2 separate regions of the Mus musculus genome follow, and region 2 is linked to region 1. Evidence: chromatin loops called from intact Hi-C (ENCODE). Cell type or tissue: gastrocnemius. All regions are shown on one strand. Links, peaks and the distances in the headings refer to the core of each region. The heading gives the core; the rest is flanking DNA.

What was found. A loop is a pair of places that touch in the nucleus more often than their neighbours do. Peaks named below come from ENCODE experiments on the same cell type or tissue, not always from the same donor. Only the 100,000 strongest peaks of a DNase experiment are listed, where the experiment ranks them.
Region 2: it touches region 1 in a loop (4-fold over the local background); 1 of 42 quality-filtered maps calls a loop at or near these places.

What each region holds. Positions count from the first base shown.
Region 1 is chr10:80,257,859-80,263,220 of GRCm38, forward strand. Gamt (guanidinoacetate methyltransferase) reads right to left here and starts at 3,154. Exons shown (of 6, transcript NM_010255.4): 1 at 2,863-3,154; 2 at 1,910-2,055; 3 at 1,743-1,806; 4 at 1,319-1,386; 5 at 1,082-1,192; 6 at 293-599. The coding sequence starts at 3,043. The coding sequence ends at 459. It also overlaps a transcript of Dazap1 not described here. In gastrocnemius, for the core only: no CTCF peak of the experiment used is centred there; DNase peaks (open chromatin) are centred at 2,168, 3,219, 3,612 and 3,888; H3K4me3 peaks cover 3,793 bases; H3K27ac peaks cover 4,290 bases.
Region 2 is chr10:80,673,498-80,678,859 of GRCm38, forward strand. It overlaps Mknk2 (MAP kinase-interacting serine/threonine kinase 2), which reads right to left and starts at 2,796. Exons shown (of 14, transcript NM_021462.4): 1 at 2,584-2,796; 2 at 2,327-2,443. The coding sequence starts at 2,377. In gastrocnemius, for the core only: a CTCF peak has its summit at 2,646; DNase peaks (open chromatin) are centred at 1,076, 3,068 and 4,778; H3K4me3 peaks cover 4,909 bases; H3K27ac peaks cover 5,000 bases.

The DNA of each region.
Region 1 (5,362 bases), core at 158-5,157:
TGTGGACCCAGGCAGCAGATTTGGTACCAGGGATTTGCACAGTAGGGCTGCACTGTGAGAGCCACATTGCTTGTTGTGTACTGGGCTAGGCTGAGGCCTGTGGAGGCTCTCCTCTACCCTGGCCTTGGTGAGACCCCACAGTCTCATCCTGGGCCCCCTGTTGAAAACAGACAATGGTGGATTGGTCATGTCTGGGTGGGGCAGGGGGCACCGAGCACCACATCTTCTGAGGCAGAGGCAGTTCTAAGCCAGATGTGGTCCCTCACCTTTGGCTCACTGCCAACCAACCCACTAGTCTTCTTGTTAGCATTTATTTTACTCCTGAGCTCTGGGAAGATGGCAGTGCCAGGCAGAGGTTAGGATGTCACACTGAGGGACAGTGGAGAGGCTGGAGCCCACAATCCAGCCACAAAGGTACTGAGGAGGACACAGGCTCCTTGTAGACCTGGGCCGGCTGCTCAGTGCTTGGTGACCAGGGGTGTGATCATCTGAGGGAAGGCATAGTAGCGGCAGTCGGCTGGGGGCACCAGTGCCATCACCTCTGTGCAGATGTTTTCTTTCAGGAAGCCAGCTTCCTGCAGTGCAGGCACCTGCGTCTCCTGTAGGGCGGGGTCACAGGTCACCCCAGATGATGTGGGACAGGACCTGGGTGTGAGTGAATTCTGGTGCAGGCAACAATTTCCTGATAAGCTCTGCTGTGTCTCAGACCAGCATCCTTGCACAGGCCCGCTGTAGGCCTCTCAAGAAAAGAGTCTTATGTGATGAAAGCTGCCTCATGGGCTGGTGGGAAAGCTGTCCTGCTTGCCCTGGTACTGGAGGGCATCTGTCCCCAAGACAGGCACAGCCCCACAGGTAGAGTACAGTGAGCAGGGCTGTACAGAGCACTGAGGAGCCACCAGAGGCTAGGACTAGTGGGGGCCTTCCTGACTTCAGAATGGAAAATCACAACCCTGACCGGACCTCTTGAGAGCTCTGGCCCCCTAGGCCAGCGAGCAGAGGGCCTCCCCCATGCCATGGCCTGAGGAAGGCCACTGCCAAGCTTCGGGGTAAGGTCTTCCTCACCTGCTCTCAGGCAGCATACCTCAAACATGGTGGTGATGTCTGTGTATTTGGACTTCATGAGCTCCCCCCAGGACGTGAGGTTGCAGTAGGTGAGGACGCCCCCGGTCTTCAGCAAGCGGAAGGCATGATTCTGCAGAGAGGCCAGTGGACAGGAAGGGGTAGGACCATGGGAAGAGAGCTGCTGGTCTGTAAATGTCACATGCCCTGCCCACCTGACCTTCCAAGGCCCACCGTCCCTGGCCCCCTGCAGTCCTACCTTAATAAAGTTGAACTGGTGAGTGTGCCAGGCCTCTTCAGACAGCGGGTACGTGTCATATAGAATCCCTGCAGTTTGAACACATACCAGTCAGCGCTGGCACAGCCTTGCCCAACCTCATCTGAGCCATCCCATGGCCTTGGACGCTAACCCAGCCCATACAGCTGCCCTTCCCACGGATGTGTCCCCAGTGCACATTGGAGGTGTGTTTGTTGGGATGGGGGACAACTTGTAGGCATCCATTCTCTCCTTACACCACGTACATCCTGGGGGTCAAACTTTGGTCATCCTTTTGATGGCAAGCTCCACCAGGCTGAAGAGGGTATGGTAGTGTAAAAGCAGGCACAGGCTGCCAAGTAGTACCCAGACGCTAGCGGGTTCCCCAGAGCTCAACCCCTTTGCCAGGCTCCCAGAGTTCCCTCACCATCAAAGTGACCGTCAGGCAGGGTAGGTGCCACCTCCTCCCACAGGCCTTTCAAGGGAACAACCTTGGAGAGGAGAGGGTCAAAAGAGGTTGAGGGTCACATGGGACCCCATGATCTCCCAGCCCTGAGGGTTACTCCCAGTCTGCACCCCAGCGGCAGAAGGTACCTTATGTGGCTGCCGCAGGGCCCAGTCTTGTAGACGCTGGAAGACCCCATCATTGCACTCAATAATCCAGTGTTCCTCTATGGGGGCCTGTTGCACCCTGGAGGCTGCAATGGCCATACCGAAGCCCACTTCCAAGACCCGGCCCCCTAGGAGGACAAAACATGACAGCTGGTTTGGGTGGGGGAGGGGGACTTAGATGTGAGGCCTGGCTCACACTTGCCTCAAGGCCAGCCAGCCAGCCAGCCAGCAGGACCATGTGGGTGGACAGAACAAAGTAACAGCAGAGTGTGGGCTCGGGCCAGCTGCCAATCAGAGCGGCTAGCCTGGGAGCCCAGGGCCTGGCCCCAGGGATCCCTGGACTCTGAGCCCCTGCCCACGCGATTTGTGCTCTAATCTGTGAGAAAGGGCCAAGCCTGGCTTGGAGGCTCTACACCTGCAGCCCCTCCACGTTTCATTCTGCACCTAATACCAAGTCCTCATTTGCCTTGGGTGAACTTTGAAGTCCACTCACTCACTGCCCATCTGCCCTGTTTGAAGCTGGGGTGCCTCAGACACCACCCCTTGTACAGAAGTTCAGGGCCACAGCACCGGGACAGCTGCCTCTCTGCTCAGTTTTCCCAAGCTATTCTTAGCAACAGCCCCTGGAGACTCGGAGGTTCCCGACAAGCACAAGCCTCACGCCCCTCTGCTCTTTCTCGCTCTTTCTATTAAGTTCCACTCGACTGTGGTCCGAAGACCCAGCCCCGGGAAGTAGAAATCTTCCCTGGGAGAGGAAGTTCCAGTTCGGAGCCGGGACCTCTTTCCTGCGTCCACTTTTTGCAAATACCCTTCCCTTCCCGACCAAGGTAGCCCCAAGGCAGCTCAGTGCCTCAGGCAAGGAAACTGAGACTTGCAACATGCATGGGAGCTCCTGCTCTTTTAAGCTGCAGCCTCAGTTTCCTCTGGCAGAGTACCTCTGGAGGCAGCAGCCGCCGCTAGCGCATGCATATAGGGGGTCTCCCAACGCTCCATCACTGGCTTGCCCAGGATTTGCAGGTGCGTGTCAGACGCGTCATAGGCCGCGGGGGCCGCGCGCCACGCGGGGCCGCAGTCCTCGCCGGGCGCGAAGAGCGGGCTAGCTGCAGAAGAGCTCATGGTGAGGCTGTGCAAACCAGGCCGGGAGCGCAGGGCTGCGGAGCCGCGGGGCCGGTGGAGGCGGAGTGGGGCGGTGCCTCTGCACAGAGATTAGCCTTGCACTCAAGTGGGTGGGAGCCTGAGGCGGGGGCGGGGCCTATGCGCCCTAAAGAACTCCGTGGCTGAGCCGTGTGGGCGGGGCCTACTCGCTGGGGCGGGGCTTTTCTGGGCTAGGGTGGGTCCAGTCATTAGAAGAGGGTTGGCCCTTGCTCTGGGAGGGGGTCCAGCCTGGCACTGGGCTGGGCCTGGGTGGATGGAGCTGAGGGACAGGGTGGAGCGTGCTCACGGTCGGGGCTACTCGCTGGAGCCCAAAGTAAAGTTCTGAGGGGCGGATCTACGGAATGGGATAGGTCCTGCACTGGTGGGCTGGGGAGGAGTCCAATCTTTTGCTATGGATGGGGCCAGAGCTGTGGGTTGGGACAGAATCCAGACTTCTATGAGGAATGCAGGCAGGAGCCATACAGGATGGAGCCTGTATGGTAGGACAGAGTCCAGCCTTCTGCTAGGGGCGGGGCCGGAGCAATGGGGTGGGGTCACCATTCTGCTAAGTATGAGAGACGAAACTAAGGAACGGGGCCAGCCGGCTGAGACCGTGGTGTCCAGCCTTCTGCTACGGATGAGGACAGAGCCATGGGGTAGGTGTTTATGGGATAGGATGAAATCCAAGCGTTCTGCTACTGGCGAAGCCTAGTCTTCTTTCACGGGTGGGGCCCAGCCTGGTAGAGGCAAAACAGGATCCGGGGCCTAGCTTTCCGCTAGAGCTGAGGCTGGCGCCAAGGAGGCGGGGCCTGAGGATAGGGTAATTGTGGAGTCCAGCTGAGTCCATCCTTTTACTATGAATGGGGCGGAGCCTGCGGACCTGGGCGGGGCCAAGTTATCTAGGCAGGAAGTTGGAGCCATGAGGGGTGAAGTGCCTGCGGTGCAAGGAGGGACGTTTAGAGACTACCAGTGGTCCCAGTGCCATGGAGAGTACCATATGCTGGCACGTGCACTGTTGTGGCTTCTGGAGGGGCGGGGCAAGCTCCCTGGCACCACATTTGGAATGAGGCTTGACTTTCTGCATTTGCCTGGCTGGCTCGCAAGGGTACTGGATTTACTGTTTGAAGAGGCTGTGAAACTTCCTGATCTCAGCGTGTCGTCCACGATGCTCCTCTAAGTTGATTCTTTTTTTTTTTTTTTTTTAGGTTTTTCGAGATAGGGTTTCTCTGTGTAGCCCTGGCTGTCCTGGAACTCACGCTGTAGACCAGGCTGGCCTCGAACTCAGAACTCCACCTGCCTCTGCCTCCCCAGTGCCGGGATTAAAGGCGTGCGCCACCAGGCCCGGCCCAAGTTGATTTTTTTATTTCTATTTATCCGTTTATTTAGAGACAGGAGCTCCTGACTGGCCTGGAGCTTGCTATTGAGAACAAGTTGGCCGCGAACTCACAGATTTCTGCCTGATTCTACCTCTGAACTGCTGGGATTTAAAGGCGTATGCCACCATGCCTGGCTGAATGCCTCAAGTTTAGACATTCATTGGCCTGGTGAGGTCCAAGAAGCCGGCCCTCTCTCAGCTGCTCTAATCCATACCTGTCATTCAGCAGCTCTAGCTTACTACTGGGTCACTTGGACATGTTAGGTGTAGCGATCTGATGATTTTTCTAAGAACTGCTGGAAAAGCAGTGACACTCTTAATCCTTAGAAGATGTTACAGCAATAACTGTTGGTGCCCTCATTTTACAGGTGGGGAAAACTGCTAAAAACAGGAGTGGAGACCAGGGCTCCAATTTAGAACCGCAACAGTTAGCACTTTTGGGAGTTTTGGTTTGTTTTTTTATTTATTTTATTTTTTGGTTTGTCGAGACAGGGTTTCTCTTTATAGCTCTGGCTGTCCTGGAGCTCACTTTGTAGACCAGGCTGGCCTCAAACTCAGAAACCCACCTGCCTCTGCCTCCCGAGTGCTGGGATTAAAGGCCTGCGCCACCACGCCCCGCTGTTTTTTATTTTTTAATGTACTTGGTGTCTCATCCCTGTGCACCACCTGAGGCGCAGTCACTGGCATTGTGATTTCCCACTTGGGTCCTGACAATCAAACTTTGGTCTTCTGGAAGAAACAGGTTCTCATGTAGCCCAAGATAGCTTCAAACTCTCACACAGCTAAGGATGACCTCGAATTCCAGATCCTGCCTCCTCCACCTCTCCAGTGCCAGGATCAACAATGTGTACTGCTATGCCCGGTTTCTGCAGCTCATGAAGGGTCTTGGGCATTGTGCCTGCCAGGAGAGCACTTCCCCCACTGAA
Region 2 (5,362 bases), core at 85-5,084, 420 kb after region 1:
GCTCTGATAAAACTCGCTGCCTGCAAGGCCCGGGCATCAACCTGCACCACACAAGGTGGGGGATTGGTGAGCTACAGAAGGGGAGGTAAACCAGGTTTGAGACCAAAGGCTAGCCAGGGCACCTGCTCCATGACCACAGCCTGGTGACCTTCCTCTAAGTATACTGTCATGAGAGACAGGGAAGGGCTGTCCCCAGCTCTGGGAACCTTACAAGGGTGACAGGGGTCCAGTAGAACCTCTGACATTATAGTCACTGTCCCCCTAGCTGAAGACTGGGACACATGGGACAGCCAGAACCTAGCACAGGGATTGGCTGGCTGGAGCACACCTTTCAGGGAGATCCCCAAGCGCTAGCTTACAGTCTTCCAGCTTGCACATTAAAGACAGGAAAACAGGGCTGGGCTCTAGCTGAGTTCATAGAGCACCTGTCTGGCAGGCATGAGGCCCCAGACTCCATCACCAGTACCTCTTAAAACTCCAGAAAGAAAACCAGAAACCCAGGTAATAAAGCAGGCGGCCTGGCGGGTGTGTGTGCTATCTGACTAGCTGCAGACTGAGGCTACCTGAGCAGCAGTAGCCTGGCTTCCAGAAGCAGCCTCATAGGGTGGGGTCCCAGGAGGGAGTTGAGGTACCAGTCCCTGGCCACCTACAAGGCTGCCTAACAGCCAGCTCCCCACAGTCCCAGCTCAGTGCAGAGCCCCACAGTGGCCACGCAGAGGGCAGCTTGCAGTCCCAAGTGCTGTGTGGGCAGTCCAGTCTGGTCCAGCCAGCCTCCCCTGGGTCTGGCTGAGGGCCTTGAGTCAGCAGGCCTGGCAGGAGGCGGCTCGAACCATCTAGAAAGCCAGGGTTTGCTTTGGCAGCCTTGCTGACCCTCTAGGCTCAAGCAAAGCCCCAGGAGGGCAAAAAAAAAAAACCCACTGTAGGTGACATTCTTGGGTCCATCTCTCGTTCCTGCTCAGCCCCAAATCAAGCTGGCCAAGGATAACAGGCATTTGAGGCAGGGGTGGGGCAGTTGGCCAGGGGCACTGGCTGGACAGGCCTGGGAATTCTTCCCTATCTGCATGCCCCTCCCACAGGGGTGCAGGCACACACATACACACTCTTGCCTTCTCTACAGGGCAACAGGTCCCTGCCCCAGGAAGCCATTACATAATCCAGCCTTCTGGGTGGGGTGGGCAGGCTGACATCACTGCGTCCTTTAGGCCAGGCCCCAAGTAGGGGGCTCTGCCTAGCACCCTGCCCACCTTCACCACCCCCAGATATACTCATCTAAGGTAAGACTCAATCAGCCACCATTAATAACACTACAGAAACTTCCTGTTCTGATAAGAAATAACACTTTGGGCCTGGGGTGTCTTGAGGGAAGGTCTCCACAGGCCACCACCAAGTGTGGAGGTTGCAGTGGGGCAAAGCATACCCATGTGCCAAAGGGTTTCCCCAACAAGGCTTCATCCCCTCTGATCCCAACCAACCGCACAGGCCAGCTTGAGACTACAGTGGACAGATACAGGGTTTCCCTGGAACTATATACACAGAAGTAGGGGAGACGGGGCTGAGAGACTGCAAGGAACATCCAGCCACTGACCACAAGCCAACCTAGGGGAGCTCACAAAAGAGAGAGCTAGGACCTGCTGACGTGCTTTCATCCAGAACAAGGCCAACCTGGGGGACACAGAAAGTGTGGGATCACATACAGAAAGTGGGTGGGGAGCACAAGACTGAGATCAGGCTGATGGCGAGGGACATAGAGCCACCAATCAGTGGTGGGAGTGGGTCCTGAAAGAAAGAGCTACTAGGCAGCCGGGGACAGGTTGTAGCCTGCAACAAGCACACACTGCAGGAAACAAATGTAAAGTCCATCAGAGACCACATACAGAGGTAGGAAAGCCCGGGCTGAGAAACTGCTAGGGACACAGCCACAGATCACAGGGGAGCCTGGGGCAGTTCATGAAGAGTTAGTAGGCAGCTAGAAGCAAGGCTGCAGCTTACTGACTCTCCCAACCAGCACAAGACAGGCCTGGAAGTTGCAAGGAACAGAAACACTCGATTTGCCTAGGATCACACACAGAAACAGACGACTGTGATCGGGCTAACTGCAAGGGACACAGAGCCACCAATCACAAGCCTGGGGGTGGGGGTTGAGGGTCCTAGAAGAGAGAGCTACTAGGAGGATGGGGACAGGGCTGCGGCCTGCTGACCCCCACCACCTCCAGCACAAAAGTCCAATGCAAGCACCCCTCCCAAGCCCTGCACCAGCCTCCCGAGTAGGCTCTGCTTATCCGTCGCACCCGTCACTGCAATGGGACCCCCGGACAGGACCCCTCACCTTGAACGAACGGTGGAAGCCCTGAAGTTCGGCTGTTCTCTTCTGCACCATCTTCAGTCCGGGCCCCACCAGCGGGGGAGGGGACGCGGGGCCCGGGGGGCGGCTTGGGAGGCGACCCTGCGGGCGGAGGAGACAAAGGACCGAGGCTGAGAGAGGCGCTCGGCCGGGCGGAGGCGGCCGGGGCTCGGCGGAGCTCCCGCGCCTGACTCGGGCTTCCTTCCTCCCTCGGAGAATGTCGCCCTTGGCGCCGCGCTCACCGGGGTCGGACACCGGCCGGGGTCGCAGCGCCGTCACCTCACCTAGCACAGCCCGGACCCCGCTCCGAGGACTGCGCGGGGAACAGCGCCGCCACAGCCACCGCTGCTGCTGCCGCCGCCGCCGCCGCCGCCGTCGCCGCCGCCGCCGCCGCCACCGCCGCCACCACCGCCACCACGGACCCCTCCACTGGGCCGCTGCCGCCGAGAGGAGCCGCGCGCGCGGCCGGCGCGGCCACCTTTATAGGCGCGGTCCCGAAGTTACCCCGCCCCTCCGCACCAGTCTCCGCCTTTCTCAGGGAACAGAGGAGGCGGAGCTTCCAGGAGCGTCGAAGGCCGCAGCGAGAAGAGCACGCCGGGGAATGCAGAATACGGCTGCGCGCTCCCGTTTAAGGGGCGGAGCTTAGCGGGGAGCGGAGTGGAGCTGCGCAGCGACCGTGTTGGCGACTCCAAACACGGCTGCGCACTTCGAGCTGGCAGGGGGAAGGGGAGATTCCGAGGGAAGTGGGGCGCGAAGCTTCAAGCGCGCCTGCGCACTCCCACGGTGGGGGCGGAGCGTGAAAAGATACTCGACTGCAGCCGCGTGACCTGGCTGGGGGGTGGGAGAGGACTGTGTGGAGAGGCTGGTGACCAGCCTCCGGAGTCGCCTGCGCCTGCGCAGAAGGGTACTGAAGGCTTCAGTTTGGGCCGTGAGGCCGCCTTCTCCTGTGTCACAGTTGGCCCGCTGGCTTGCGCGCTGCAGGTTCTGCTCCCTGTCCTTGAGCCGGGTGCCGCGTTCAGCTGCCGAAGGAGGGCAAGCCAGCCCTAATTTTACTGAATACTGATGCCCTTGTCCTGTGCTCCAGCTCTGCAATCCGTGATGAACCCTTCTTGAACCTCTTGGGTCCTTTGCAGCCCTCGGTGGGGATAGCTGGGACAAGAAGGGGCTAGGATCCCCGATTCAGGTTCGGATACAGTCAGACCGCGTTGTGCCTGCTGCCTCGGCTGCTTCCGTGCACAAAGAGGTTGTTTTCCCTCTTCAGGGTAGTTTGTCTACAAGTTTTTACCACCACCCTCTACTGAGGCTGGAGCCTCATGAACCTCAAGCAGCTCTTTGTGTGTTTGTGTGCACTCACACAGGTCCTCGTCCGTGTGAGTGTGTGTGCCTTATGCATACAGGTGCCTGGAAAGTCAGAAGAGAGGTGAAATTACACGATGCCTGATGTGGGTGCTGGGCTGTACCCTGGGTTCTCTGTAAGAGTAACAGTTTGGCTTAACTTATGAGTCATCTGTCTGACTCCCGAGCCTCATTGTCGTCATTAGTGATTGCATTGGCAGAAATGTTTGTCTCTAATTCAGATTGTCATGCCTGTACAAGGTTCATTACCTGGACAGATTTGGGCAGGGGATAGAACTTCAGCTCAAGGCAGTCAGGGATCAATTCCTGGCAGACTCAAACAAGGGTCTCTACTCAGCTGTTAAAGGAGTTTGCCACCAATTATAGCCTGAGCCCATTCCTGGGACACATGTAAGAGAAATAGCTTCTACCTGTGGCTAGCTGTAGCATGTGTGTGTGTGTCCACGGGGGCCAGCATGTCTCTGTAGTTTGGGGCTACCTAGCCAGATCCTATCTCAGGCTAACAATTCAAATAAAACATGACACCCACATTCAAGCGTGGCCCACCTGGGTCAGCCGTTCACACTGATGGCAGCAAATAGCTCTAATCTATTTTGTTTCCTGCAACTTAGTTCAAATGCTGGGAAGAAAAGCCAAATTACAAAGCCCTCGTTAAGGTGTGAGTTCTGTGCCCTAATCCAGACCTGTCCTGAGACTGCCTCCAGGAGCCCTGTTAGAAATAGGGAAACAGGGGAAGCTCACGGGATAGGAAGCTGTACTTGACACGGGTTACTTCTTCCTGGAGTCCTTACCAGTCACGAGGCTAAACCTTCAGAACTGGGATGTGTGGCCCCTGCACTGCACACACCCTGTGCAAAAAGTTCTGTGAGTCTGACAGCCAAGTACGTCTTCCAACTTGCAAATGGCCACCTGGAGTCTACATGGCTGCTCAGAGGGAGCCGCCTTTTACCACACTTTTATCTCAAAAGGGCAGCCAGTAGGAACAGGAAGGGGATGTTCACCCTATAGGCACCAGGCAGGGACTGGGAGCTGCTCACTCAACCCTGCCCTGCCGTGCCCAGGCAAGCTGCCAACCTGCTGTCAAGTCTCTCCCTCCAGCCGCCTGTTTACAAGCTAGGCTCCCAGCGGTGTGGGACTCTCAGAGGCCTCCCAGCGTGGGGGTTGGGAGCTGGGGTGACAGGAAGGCCTGACTTCCCCTACTGGCTCAGCCTCTGCCCCAGGAGGATGTCACTGGCTCTTTGGCAAGGGATGCCTGCAGGAAGCCCGTGTGATACCCTCTGTTTCCTCTGTCTTTACAGACTAGGCTTGGCTGGCCAGGTGAGGGGTTGGTCTAGCCCGAGTGAAGGATAGACATGGCCAGGACAGTCAGGAAAGGTGGTCCTAAGCTTACCCCCAACCCCAGGTTCCCAGGGGACGTGGCCAACCTTGGAAAGGGCTTAGGACTGTCCAAGGTGTTAGGCCCAACTGGGACCACCAGAGCTGTAGGTTCAAGCAGAATCTTAGGGAGATCTTACAGAGGGAAGAAAAACAGGAAGTGAGGTGGGGCCCCAGGCCAACAGCCTCAGCTTCCCGCTTGGCCCAATTCCTAGCAGGCTGGCTCCTCCTGTCTCTCTCCTTCCTTGCCAGCGGGTTAGGAATAGAACCCAGACCTTTCCACCTGCTAAG